Linked DNA regions of Mus musculus: region 2 is linked to region 1. The links are chromatin contacts, found by Hi-C in ENCODE. All regions are on one chromosome and are shown on one strand. The core of a region is the stretch at or near the end of the contact, and the rest is flanking DNA. Distances in the headings are between cores, read along the strand shown. Region 1 holds the start of Stat4 (signal transducer and activator of transcription 4). Region 2 has its middle 10 kb from the start of Gm31955.

Evidence for each region. A loop is a pair of places that touch in the nucleus more often than their neighbours do.
Region 2: a map of v-Abl transformed pro-B cells shows a loop between it and region 1 (3-fold over the local background). The contact joins the enhancer-like site here to the promoter of Stat4 in region 1. A Hi-C loop is called at or near these places in 1 of 37 maps with a recorded cell type or tissue (v-Abl transformed pro-B cells).

Annotation. Positions count from the first base shown.
Region 1 is chr1:52,006,850-52,013,016 of GRCm38, reverse strand. It overlaps Stat4 (signal transducer and activator of transcription 4), which reads right to left and starts at 4,777. Exons shown (of 24, transcript NM_011487.5): 1 at 4,289-4,777; 2 at 1,106-1,234. The coding sequence starts at 1,233.
Region 2 is chr1:52,292,182-52,298,624 of GRCm38, reverse strand. No RefSeq gene overlaps it. Among named protein-coding and RNA genes, the nearest start is that of Gm31955, 10 kb to the left of the region's middle. Within about 2 kb of position 2,238, at least 1 of the 3 ENCODE cell types and tissues checked has a DNase peak (open chromatin) inside an H3K27ac peak, as active enhancers do.

The DNA.
Region 1 (6,167 bases), core at 3,528-6,027:
ACATGAAGATCAGTCAACACTACCGAACTGTACAATTAAGAGTGGTTAAGACCCTGTGGTTTGTATTCTTACACAATAGGAAAGATGACTGAAGGGAGAGGAGGAAGTTTAATTAAATGGGGTGAATAGAGCTTTGTGAATGTTTGTTAGCTGGATGGTTTCACAGTCCTACGGAAGCTGTTTTGCATTATTTCCCGTGGCCAATGGCTTGGTGTGGAGACACTGACTGAGCGTGCCCTTGATTCATCTTGATCTCATTGTAAAAAGGTAAAAACAGCCAGACAGAGCGTTGAAAATAAAATGGGGGAGAGGTGGGGCATAGTATGCTGAAGAGTGAACATTTCTCACTGAAGATGGAAAAGGCTTCCTAAAAAGAATATATACTGGCCTTGAGTCTATCACAATGGAATTGTTTGTTTCTCTTGGACTTGCCTAAACCATTGATAAGGTGGTTTGAATAAAAATGGCCCCCATAAGCTCATATATGCTTATTCAGTATGGAGTAGCAATATCTGAAAGGATTAGGAGGTGTGGCCTTGTGAGAGAAGGTGTGACCTTATTGAAGGAAGTGTGTCATTGGGGATGGGCCAGGCCTAAGCCAAGCCCAGCCTCTGTGTGTGTATATGTGTGTGTGTGTGTGTGTGTACCTGCAGCCCATAATAGAGCTCCCAGCTACTGCTCTAGCACTATGTGTGCCCCCCATGCTCCCTGCCATGATGATAATGGACTAAGCCTCTGAAATGGTAAGCAAGCCCCAAATTCAACTCTTATAAAGGCTGTTTTGGTCACAGTATCTCTTTGTAGTAATAGAACAGTGACTAAGACAATTGGAATAGGAGGTACTTACAGACAAAACCATTAAGTTTCCCTTTATAGTAGATAAAACCAGAAAAAAAAAATGGTTCCTTGCCTTTGAGATGCATTTCCAAAACCTTGAATACACACACACACACACACACACACACACACACACACACACACACACACATATACCAAAAGGAATGCATCTACTCAGTCAAAAACAGGCCATAGAATATATGACTAGGACACAAAAAGGACACAAATCATCTGCCCATCATTTTCTAGGGAATGCATTTGAGCCTACCAGTCTTGAGTCTCAATCCACTGAGCTAGCAGATGCCGGATTTCCATAGGAAAGTTGTCATCATAGAACTGATCTACTTGCTCCAAAAACTTGATTTCTAATTGTTGGACTTGATTCCACTGAGACATGCTACAAAAGAAGGGCAAAGTAAGAGCTTTAAAATATTGCTTACTGGGAGCCAGGGGACATGGTTTCTTCTCGACTCAGACCTCAGTTAGCTGTTAGTTATTAGTTAATGGGAGGGGGGAAATCATTTATAGTTTCTCAAAGGAAGGAGAAAAACTCAACTTTTATAGCATCTCAACGAAGAAAGGAGAAAATGCATTTAAAACTCAGCATCCAGTGTTTGCTCTTGGTGTTTTCTTAAATGTTATCCCTTGTGCAGGACAGCTTTCTTCCTCTGCCTCAACCACATCCTTCCTTGCCTTACCATGACCTCCTAGGCTGCTGTTTCAGGAAGTCCCACCCTCCTCCCCAAACACCCCATGCCCTACCCTACCCAGCTGTCCCTATAGACTCGGGGATTAGCACAGAAACTGTATTGTCAGCAAAATGCTTCCTTATCCCTCCCTCCTTGAGCAGGTTGAATGCAAATAAGTACACGTACACACACACACACACACACACACACACACACACACACACACATACACACACACACATACACACACACACACATACACACACACACACATACACACACATACACACACACACTACACACACACATACACACACATACACACACACACACACACACACACACATACACACACACACACAAACACACTGACTGTACCTTCTGAGGCCTATTCATTCATTTCTTCCCCAGAGCTTCTTTTTCATAAAAATGGTCCAGCCTGTTTTTTTTTTTTTTATTTCATATTTGTTGGGACTCTACAGTGAGCTTTAGCCTGACTAGAGTTCCATTCTGTGGCAGCTTCCTGAAGAACTGCATGCGTGCACTCCCGCGTTTGAGTCATACCAGTGCAAAATTATTTCTAAGCCAGCATCCATTTTTATTGTTCTCTAGTGAGCTACGGTTGGGCAGAGCTTTTTTTAGATACAACGTCACCTTGTATCTAACAGTGATTGAGCCCTCAAATTAACTAAAGTAGAATAAACTATCCCATTTTTATAATGTAAACACAGAGCAGTGTGCTCCTTTAGTGTAACCTATATGTTCCCACTCTGTCCAGCACAGAGGCTGTAGATGTACGTTCTAGCATAGAAAAATCAGTATGACTTAATTCCCCTGACGTTACTAAGTTATTGCCTTTGCTCTTTTGGAATGCAGATTTCTTGATTAGTAATAGTAAGTCAAGGGCAAAACTTTCACCCCAATATTTCAATACATCTTGGAGGTATGACGTTTCTCTTTGCTTATAGAACAAATTGAGTCTTCAGATTTCAGTGGGAACTTTTTTTTTTTTTTTTTTTTTTGGGTTTTCGAGACAAGGTTTCTCCTTGTAACCCTGGCTGTCCTGGAACTCACTTTGTAGACCAGGCTGGCCTCGAACTCAGAAATCCGCCTGCCTCTGCCTCCCGATTGCTGGGATTAAAGACGTGCGCCACCACGCCCGGCCAGTGGGAACATTTTCAAACACCTTTTCCTTGAGCTAACTTTATAACTAAATGTTATAAACTATACTAATGTATAAATATAAGTCAATCAATAAATAAAATAATAAAAGTTGTGCTTCTCTCAGAAAAATGTAGATAGGGAGAGAAGCTATCTTGAACTTGTATATGACTTTATGTTTATGAGCCCTCATGGCTGGCCATTGCAGGTATGTTGTGAGTGCTTAGTAAAGTAAATAATTTAAGAAAGCTTATTTGGGCCTCCTGATGGGCCCCTGAATAGGTGGGAGAATAGCAAGCACCTTGGGCTTTACAAACAATCAAGCGCCAAAGAGGGATTGAGAATCCTGCCCACAACGTGCAGCTCTGACAAACTTCCCAGGTCTGGGAACAGAACTGGAGCATTCTCTTCTACCAGTGGCATCAGGAGGTCAGGAGCTGAAGACAGGGTCGCCGCTTTCACTGTTTCTGTTGTTTCTATTTTGTTATTTGAATGCAGGGTAATTTTATTATCTTACAGTCAAATCACTCAGATAAGTCACTCTTGCAAACCAAGGCTGAAGCAAGGTGCAGAAGGACCCTTTTCTCCCTGGCGTACCCTAAAGAGGAAAACCTTCAGACCTCGTTTGGAGCTCAGGAAGTCCCACCCCTGGCTGAGGAGTTATTGGCAATTGATGGTTCAGGGTCTGCGTCCAATCCCACATCATCATCCATGCACATGCAGGCATCACTACGTGAATCAACCAACCAAACAAATAAACAAACAAGCAAACCAGCACATAAAGTTGAGAGGGAATAAATACCCTAGGGAGAAAAGGAGAAGATCTGGAGGGTAGCGAATGAGAGTGGATTTGATAAGTTCCTTTTAAAATTACTTTTCTAAAACTTTAAGAAATTAAAGCGAGGTTTTTTGTTGGGTTTTTTTTTGGGGGTGGGGGGGGTGGTGGTTTGTTCTGGTGTTGTCGCTGTTGTTTGGTGTTCAGACCTCCAGCGGGTGTCTTTGTTTTCACTCTCTAGGGGCTCATTGTCCTGTCTCAGGACAAGTACTTTCCATCTAAAACCTGGATGCCTGCCGGCTCCCTCCTGGTATTCCTGCATTCAGGCCCATTTCCCGGGTGCTAGCAGTGCTGTTGACTCTTTGACCTCTTTGCAAAGGGACGACCTACTTTAAGCATCACTCACACTTCTCAAAGCCACAATCACCGGCTACCCTAGCGGGATGGTGTTTCCCTGAAACCCAGATGTGCCAATCTCGGGTCAGATATCACAGCCCTCCGTTGGCTAAAGAAAATTAGGGCTGTCTTCCAGCCCTTAGCTGACACACCTCCGCAGCAGCACAGCCCCCAACCCACCCCTCCGCTTCACGGAGATGCCTCGACTTCTCCCTCCTTCAGTAAAGATCCGGAGCCAGATCTCCATTTAAGTCTTTGGAAGACTTTTTTTCTGAGTGATCTGAGTGTAATGAGTAGGACCCTTCTTTTTATAGGCATCCCTTCCTCCCCAGTCGTGTTAATACCAATTGTAGAAAGACGCCCCAAGAATCCTGCCTAGATGTTTCCTATTGTGGAGAGGCCACACGCAGATGCGGGCTGCCTGGCTTACCTGGCTCTCTCTCTCTCCGTCCAGGTAGTGGCACTGCACAAGTCCAAAGTCAGAATCGGCCTTCAGGGTCCACAGCCGCTGACGCCATTCCTCTAGGGGATTTGCATTTCTCCACCCACTTGAGGCTTTCCTGTGCGTCAGTGTTTGAGTCCCTGGGACTTTAGGCAGTTCCTATCCACTCTATTCTAGAAACGCTTTACAAAGTCAGGCTGAAGCCCCCTTGGCAGAGCACCGCCCCATCCCTAGTAGCCACTCTTACAAATGCAAATTGTCCCAAGGTGTGTAGAGTAAGAGGTACACACTGAAGGACTGGGATTCCTGTTTTCCTAGACATAACTCCATCCTTTCTAGGGAGCCAGCATCAACACACCAACCAACAGCAGGGTCTGCTGTCTTGTGAGAAGACAGGCTTACACAGGTTTGTGGCAACTCGTGTAAAAGTTCTCGGTGTATGCCCTCTCTGGCCAGCTTCCACCTTGTCTTGGTACCTGTAGTCTGTGTGCTCCCCTCTTTATGACATGGGTCTGTTCTAGAATCACAGAGCTGGGTGGAACCTCGGTTCCTTTCCGTTCTAAATTTCACTTTCTGAAGACATTGAGGACCAGGCAGGTGAACAAAGTTACTCAGAGACATAGCCACTGGACTAAGATAGACAGTCATCTCTCAGGGATCACTGACTTCCAGCGGATTCCTTTAGATATTAATGCCTTGAACAGGAAAAAAATTCTACCAGAGTTCAGCAAAATAAATCAGACTGGTGGAAAGCAATGGGCAGACTGGATACACATGTGTCTAGGGTAGTATACCTAGGCAAAAGCCTGTATCATATCAATGACCAGCCATCACACAGGTGTGCCACCTGGATTCTTCTCTCCCAAGTGACAACTAAGCCATTCACACCCTACCCAGGAAACTTTTCTCCCTCTCAGGAGCTGAGGCTGTGACTCAGACAAGTCTGGGCACTGTCATTTTTCACTCCTGATGTTCCCCCCACTGCATCTTCTCACCAGGTACCCCCCCCATGCCACCCCACACACAGTGAAATCCTAGACTTTGTGAAGATGTAACAATGCCCCCAAACCCACAGTAGGTTTTTGTTTGTTTGTTTACGCTGAATTTCTTTACTCTTCTTGACCAGCTGTCTGGGAGAAACAGAACACACTCCTTGCATTTTCTGATCCCCCTCATGTTCTTAATCTCTGTCTCTCCCCCCTCCCTTTCGATTTGTGTGTGGATATAGGCATATGTTCAGAGCATGTGTGAGTGCTGGCATGCCATAGATCCCAAGTAGAGATCAGAGAACAATATCCAGTGTTGCCCCTGCCTCCAACCCTGTTTGAGACATGGTCTCCTGTTGACACTGAGTTAGCCAGCCTGGACTGCCTGGAAGCTTCTGGGGGTTCCCGTGTCTCCCATCTTGCCATGGCACCATCACAGCTGGCTTTACATGAATCATGGAGATCCACATTCATGTCCTCTTACCCGAGTGTAAGTGCTTGACTCACTGCACCATCTCCCTAGTCCCAGACACATTTAAAGTGGAAAAAAAAAATGGGTGAAATCAGCACAAGTAACCTAATATCTACAAAATAATAATACTTCATTTAAATTATAATAAAACATTAAATTATAATAAAACATTTAAATTGCTACCTAAGATCCTTTGTATTCCTTCCTATTGAACACCTAGATTCTGCAGTGTAAGTGGATTTCTTTCCAGTGTCTAAAGCCCTGGTGGCTGCCATTCTGGACAGCTTAGGTGGAGACCACTACTCGCCACTTTTACTTCCTGCCTTAGAGTGTTAATCACATTGGCTTTTTGTGTCTTTATCGCTACATTTAACTGTTCAGGTACATGTACAAAAATGGGTATGCTCTC
Region 2 (6,443 bases), core at 989-3,488, 290 kb before region 1:
TCTTAAAATAGAGCTCTAGTAGATAACTCTGGCTAACTGAAAAGGAAACACTTGTTATCTTTATATTTTTTTACACCCAGTCTTATGTATCGCTTCCTCTTTCCTGCATGCCATACCTATTTCACAGGGCATTGCATTCTTAAGTCTTCATTACTCGCTTTTGCTTGAGTCACCATGGGAAGTAAAGTTCAGAGCAGATGTGGTTTGTAGACAGAACCTTGTTGGAGAGAGAAACTGAAACGGAGTTTATCCACACTGGAAGGTGGTGGGGAGAGGAAGGAGATGAACAGGTCATGTCCCAGGACCCCTAAGGTGTGCCACAATCATACTCTAGATTAAGGTGATATTACAATTGATGTGTCCCCAGTGTTAGCATCACCTTCTTTATTTCCCAGTTGCAGACAGACAAGACAGAGTCCTCATCCAGTGTTTAGCCTTGGTCAATGTTCTGTCTCTAAGGGTTAATTTCCTCATAAAATAAAGATAAATGTAACTACTTTATATGGTTGCCATAACTGAAGGAGGTCAAGTCCTGAGGGACTGACATAGAGTAAGCTGAACAGATGACCAGCATAGATGCATTCTGCAACTTTAGATAAAAATAGGACGGCAATGGCCAAAAGCAGACACAAGCGAGTCTTCAACAGATCAGTGATGTATCTTCAACACAAGGCTTGGATTTACTTAATAGGGTTGTGAGGTTGTCATAATTTGGTACAAGGGGAGTGGTGTGTCAGGTGCATGGCTTGAGATCTGCGCTCTAGCTACTCTAAGAAGTAATGGAAGATAAGGTTAAAGCAGGGAGGTTCTCTAGGAGCCTGCTCCAGAACTCCCAAGGAACAAACGAACAGAGGGAACAATCAGCAGAGGCTTACGACAATCAACAAGCCACACAGCAAGGTTGCCAACATGAAAGCATGAAGAGAAAGGAAATTTGCAAGAAGAGATGTATTGTCTCAATAATAGCACCTACTGCCATGGGTCCCAATTCTTAAGATTATGTGCAGGAGAAAGGTAGAAGAAATCTACTACTCAGAAGATAGTTATCAAGTAGAATCTTCAAACAGATGCTCCTATTGGAGCCAGAGTTCACTGGCAACATTTCGAAGATGTCCTTATAGTCACAGTTGGGCAGAGAGCTGGCAGCGTCAAGTGGTTAGAGTTGAGGTCTGAGGTGGCTAAATGGATGTGCCCATAATTACATGCCATAATTACATGTATGTCCAAGGATCATAAATATGGGAGAGAAGTGAACTGCTAGGCAGCATGCTGCCATGTATAGGGCTGGGTTTATGCACATGGACTGCTGTTAGCTAGCTGCCATTCTTGTTAGCATGTGTACGCAGGCCTTCTCTCTCTCTCTCTCTCTCTCTCTCTCTCTCTCTCTCTCTCTCTCTCTCTCTCACACACACACACACACACACACACACACACACACACACACCCCTGTTTATTTCTAACATCTCTTGTACTTTACACTGACTAATGACCTAATTTGAATATAAGTAATATTCCATGTAGACATAGCAAAGTATGGCTTTTCAAGGTTTTGTTGAGTTGATCATTTTGGAAAAGATGATGAAATTACAAGTATAAAATTAGGTTAAAAAGAATGTTTATTAAGGCTAACAAATAGATTCGAAGTGTTATCAGAACTTTGGAAATCAGAGCTTTTCCCTCTGATGTGTCTTTGGGCAGCTTACCAGAACTGTTTTCCTATGATGCAGCCTTCTTACTCTACCCATTTAAAACATTCCCTAGCTCCATAGATGCTCACAGAACAAGGAACTGACTTGAAGCTCTACTTCAGCACTGTGACTGCTTCATGGAGAGTGTTCTCAGCTGCCTTCCATCAGCTTCACGGGCCCCCAGGTAAGGAAACCAGAAGAAAACCCTTCCATATATCCTCCTTCTACTGGTTCACTATGAAGTCACTGTGTCTTCTCTCTGAATAGACCATTGACTGGGAAATAGAACAGCTAGTTACTAAGCTACAAGGAAAGTCCTAGGGGAGGTACTGATCCTAGACAATAGGACCTCAGGCTGGCTAGCAGAGGGTTAAGCCACAGAGCTGTTGTTAATCATCTTTCTTATCCTGGTATTACCCAAGTGCAAATGGTGCCTCCGGGAGGACTCTGCTCTAAGGATTTCTTCCATCGCTCCCTACAGACACATTTTCCTTAGCTCTACCTTGTGCCCCAGAAAAATGAATGAAATAGATGGATGCCAGCTGGCTGGTTGACTTCAGCCACTGTGAAAACCAGCAGGAGAGCATCTTCTGCTGCCTCTCTGGAGTTGGCTGTGAGCTCTCCTTTCAAACAGTTTTCTCCATATACCACCTTCACCAGCATCTGGTATAAATTTCCTTGATCTTCAAGCCTGGGAGACAGTGATAACTCCCCAATTGTCCTCCTGTTCTAAGTGGTCATGGAAATCAGGCTAAACACCAGTGCAAATATTTCTATAAGTCGCAAACAGATGTTAGCATGGATACTAACGCTCTGTAACTCATTATGAATCTATTTCTTATCCTTAATGGAGTCCCTTCCTCACTTTTTTTGTGTGCCCATGTGAGTGTTGAGTTGTGCATGTCCCAATATGTCTATGGAGGTCAGAGAGCAATTTTCAGTGATTGGTTCTCTTCTTCTACCATGTGGGTACTGGGAATAGATCTTGGGTTCTCAGGCCCAGCAGCAAGCACCTTTACACATTGAGCCACTTCACAGACCTTTGGACCTAATTTTATATGTATAATTTTATAACCTAAGAGATCTCTTTATCTAAGAGATGGGACTATGCTGTTCGCTATTGGTAAACTATTTGTCTTATAGATCTATTGTCAAACCCTCCCCATGCTCCTCAGTTTGAATACTCATTAGTCTCCACTTAGACATTAACTTATTTTTAATTAGGAATATGTAAGGGGGTGTATATGTCAGTGTTTGGGCCCACAGAGTCCAGCAAATGCTGTCAGATCCCATGGAATGAGTTACAGGCAATTGTGAACTGTCCAACGTGGGTACTAAGAACCAAACTTGGGTCCTCTGCAAGAGCAGTAAGTGCTCTTAACCACTGAGTTATCTCTTGGTCCTTTGGACTTTAATTTATGTCACAGGGTAATTAACAAGAAGAAAGGCCTTCAGAGGCTCTTGCTAATGATCCCAAAATAAATAACTAATTAAGAAAAATCAAAACTCTTAGATGATGTTTAACATACCAGTTAATTTATTATGACAAATGGTGGTCACAAGTATATCTGGTTACTTTTCCTCTTGGTAGGTAGTGTTAACTGATGATAAGTAGCCTTCAAATAAGAGATGGAGAATGTAGCATCATATGTGTAAAGACTCAAGTTCATATCAACAAGTCACATGCCCCTCTAATTGGAGAGGGATTTGTACAAGAGTGTCAAATAAGCCCAGTTATTAAACATTATCCACTCAAATGTGTGCAGAATATGGCTTTACCCACGCCTATTTTGATACCAGGCATGCATAACTGTTGAGCAACATTTACTCTAACTTGTCTTGGTCTGTTGCTTTCTTCTGAACATGTTCAGGCAGGTGTTATCCTTTTCTTCCTTATAGTAGACCTGCAGATATCTAAGCAGAGCTGCCAATATCTCTATATCTATAGATACCCTTACTCTATCTATAGACTCACCATTAGCATATTGTTCCTTGGCCCTGGTGTCTTGAATGACCTAGTTAATCAAAGTTTCTGTGTGCCCAGTGTCCAAAAATGGAAACAATACTCTGTTTGGACTCCTGCTTGGTACAGCTCTCAACTGGGTTCCCCTCATCATTGTTCCCACACTCTAAAAAAAAAAAAATCTTACTTCTGGGACACATTTAAAATTAATCTGTTCTCTTCACACCCACAGCTGCTACCTCCTGTAAGCAGGCTAAAATTATCTTCCCTTCCCACATCACTTCCTGTTTCAAATGCCTCTTTTATAGCTCCCTGTGGGTTTTTTCATCAGGTTCCAGTTTCTTGATCTGTTATTGTCCGACTCCAATCATTATTTTTACGGCTTCCTGATACTTGGTTCTTTTCTCTTCCACAGCTTTGTTCACTGTCACCTCTATTGAAAGTTAACACTTTGCAATATCCACCATTTTTATCCTTTCCTCAATTAGAAATCCCTTTTATATATCGACCTCATGTTTGAATCGTATAAGAAATGTGGGTGTGATCTTTCCTCCTTCAGCATCCATGAACATCCCCATTGTGGAGATTTGATCACATTTTCGATATCCACGCACACTATTATAGTGCTTTAATCACATTTTCTTTAAAAATTTTTTCCAAGAAATAGATGTGATTATCACATTTATATCATTTTGATGACTTTGTCTTGGTTAAATACTGGTGTCAAGAAGAAGCTGTTAGAACCCAAATTATATCTTACAATACAACATGAAATGTAGAGCCCTTCACATGAATGACACAGTACTTTGGGGTAGCAAGAAATACCCCTCAAACTCACATTGACTGACTGTCATTCCACTGAAAGATGAATCATGTCAGTCATTCAAATTAGCTTTACACCTTTTCTGGCCTTGGAGGGCTCCTGTACACATGGTTCACATAAACTCAGACACAGCTCAAGGTCTTGCACTATGGTGAACCCCCCCCCCACCACCACCCCATGTCTCCAAAGGTGTTGAAGGACAGGACTGAGTTAAATATTTTAGCTCTGGGCCTCTGAATCCACACCTGTGTGTACCTCTAGACACAACGATTAATACATAAAGTCTGTCTACCAGAGCGCCTCAGGCCATATAAACACATTTTTTTATTGAATGAGCTCAAAGTCCTTTGTAGATATTATCTTTATAATTCTCCTAACAGTCCCTTTCGGCATGAAGAAACCAGAAGGGATTGATTAGCTCTGCATGTTTTTGAAGAGCCGGCCTTTAATGGAGGCAGCAGGCCCATATCCCTGGGGTCATTTCTTTCAACAGGTGGATGGCCTGTCTTAAGTCAAGGTCACACTTTAAGGTACTGGCGTGCTTAGAAAAGAATTCTAGTTTAATGATCCACCCATGAGATCTGGCTGCTTTCCACATGTACAAAGTCACTGAGGAGTTAGATTAAGACCATCTACATAAATTCCAGTGTTTCCATGGAAACACTCTCTGGAGGAAGAATCAAGCACAGGACATGAGTCTGAGTGCTAGGCACATGGTAAAGACCTCTTGGGCCCCACTCTTCCTTGTCACAACAGAGGACTAGGTTGGCCAGTCTTTAAAGGATTTCTTCCCTGTCTCAACCTGTCCCTCAGTTCCTGCTTGGTTCACTGGCCCATTTCAAGTATTCTAATAGATAGTTACTCACATTGCTACACACCCTCTCCTGGAATCTAAAAACAAAAACAAAAAAGCAAAAGGAATCCATGAGTTTGCATTGATAATCTTCTTTCATTCTACACATCATTGGGCTGTGGAGAGAGGCTTGTGAGGCTGCAACCAGGGGAAACCATCTTCCATTCTACACAAACACACCATGTGACGCAGCTTCCCACAGACAACCCTGAGGAGATTTTCCCTCTGTCCTGAGGAGATTTTCCTCTGTCCTGAGGAGATTTTGATTGACACTTTGCCAGCTTTCCCTGTCTACCAATGATCTTTCTTCCTCTTCCCTCTCTTCGTCCTTTCTTTCTCCTTTCATTTCCTCTTCCCTTCCTTGTCTGTTTTCTCATATGCCTCTTGGAAACATCCCACGTTGCTTGACCCTTTACTCCCTCTACTCTAGAACAAGACTTCTTAATATGAGTATTTTTCAACTCACAATCTCTTCTTGCTCAATCTTTTTTACACAACCATGCATATATAAATATATAAAGCAAGTGTGTGACATAAACATCTACTGAACTAAATCACAAATAAATTTATCTTAAAACAATTCACTGGTATACATATAATTTCACCATTTGCTAAAAGTAAAAGAAAAATTGCATACTAATAATGTGGGTGTACCTGTTTCTTTTTACATAAAGAACTAAATTTCGACTTAATAGTCAATCCTGCAAAAGTAGAGCATCTTCAATACTTTTCAGAGTTGATCAATATTTTGATATTTGAATTCAGTACTGAATGCTATTTTACATAACTATGTATTACAGTAGTAGAAGTATGTTTAAGGCCACTGTAGAGATTACTAGAAATTCTGTCCTAATCCTAAGCTAAAATTAACTGCATAATGTTTTATAAAACTCAAGTCAACAACTCAAGTACAGATTTTTAAAAATCAAACATTTTAACACAATGACTGCTGAATATATGCTAACTTTCTACAAGCTAAAGAGGAACAGCTAGAAAATATTAAAAGTATTTGGTTTTTTTTTATAATTAATCTACAATGTTCTACAAGAACAGAAAATTTCTGTATACCCAATAAAACACTATAATCAATAGTGTACAACAGCCTCTGATCTTAAA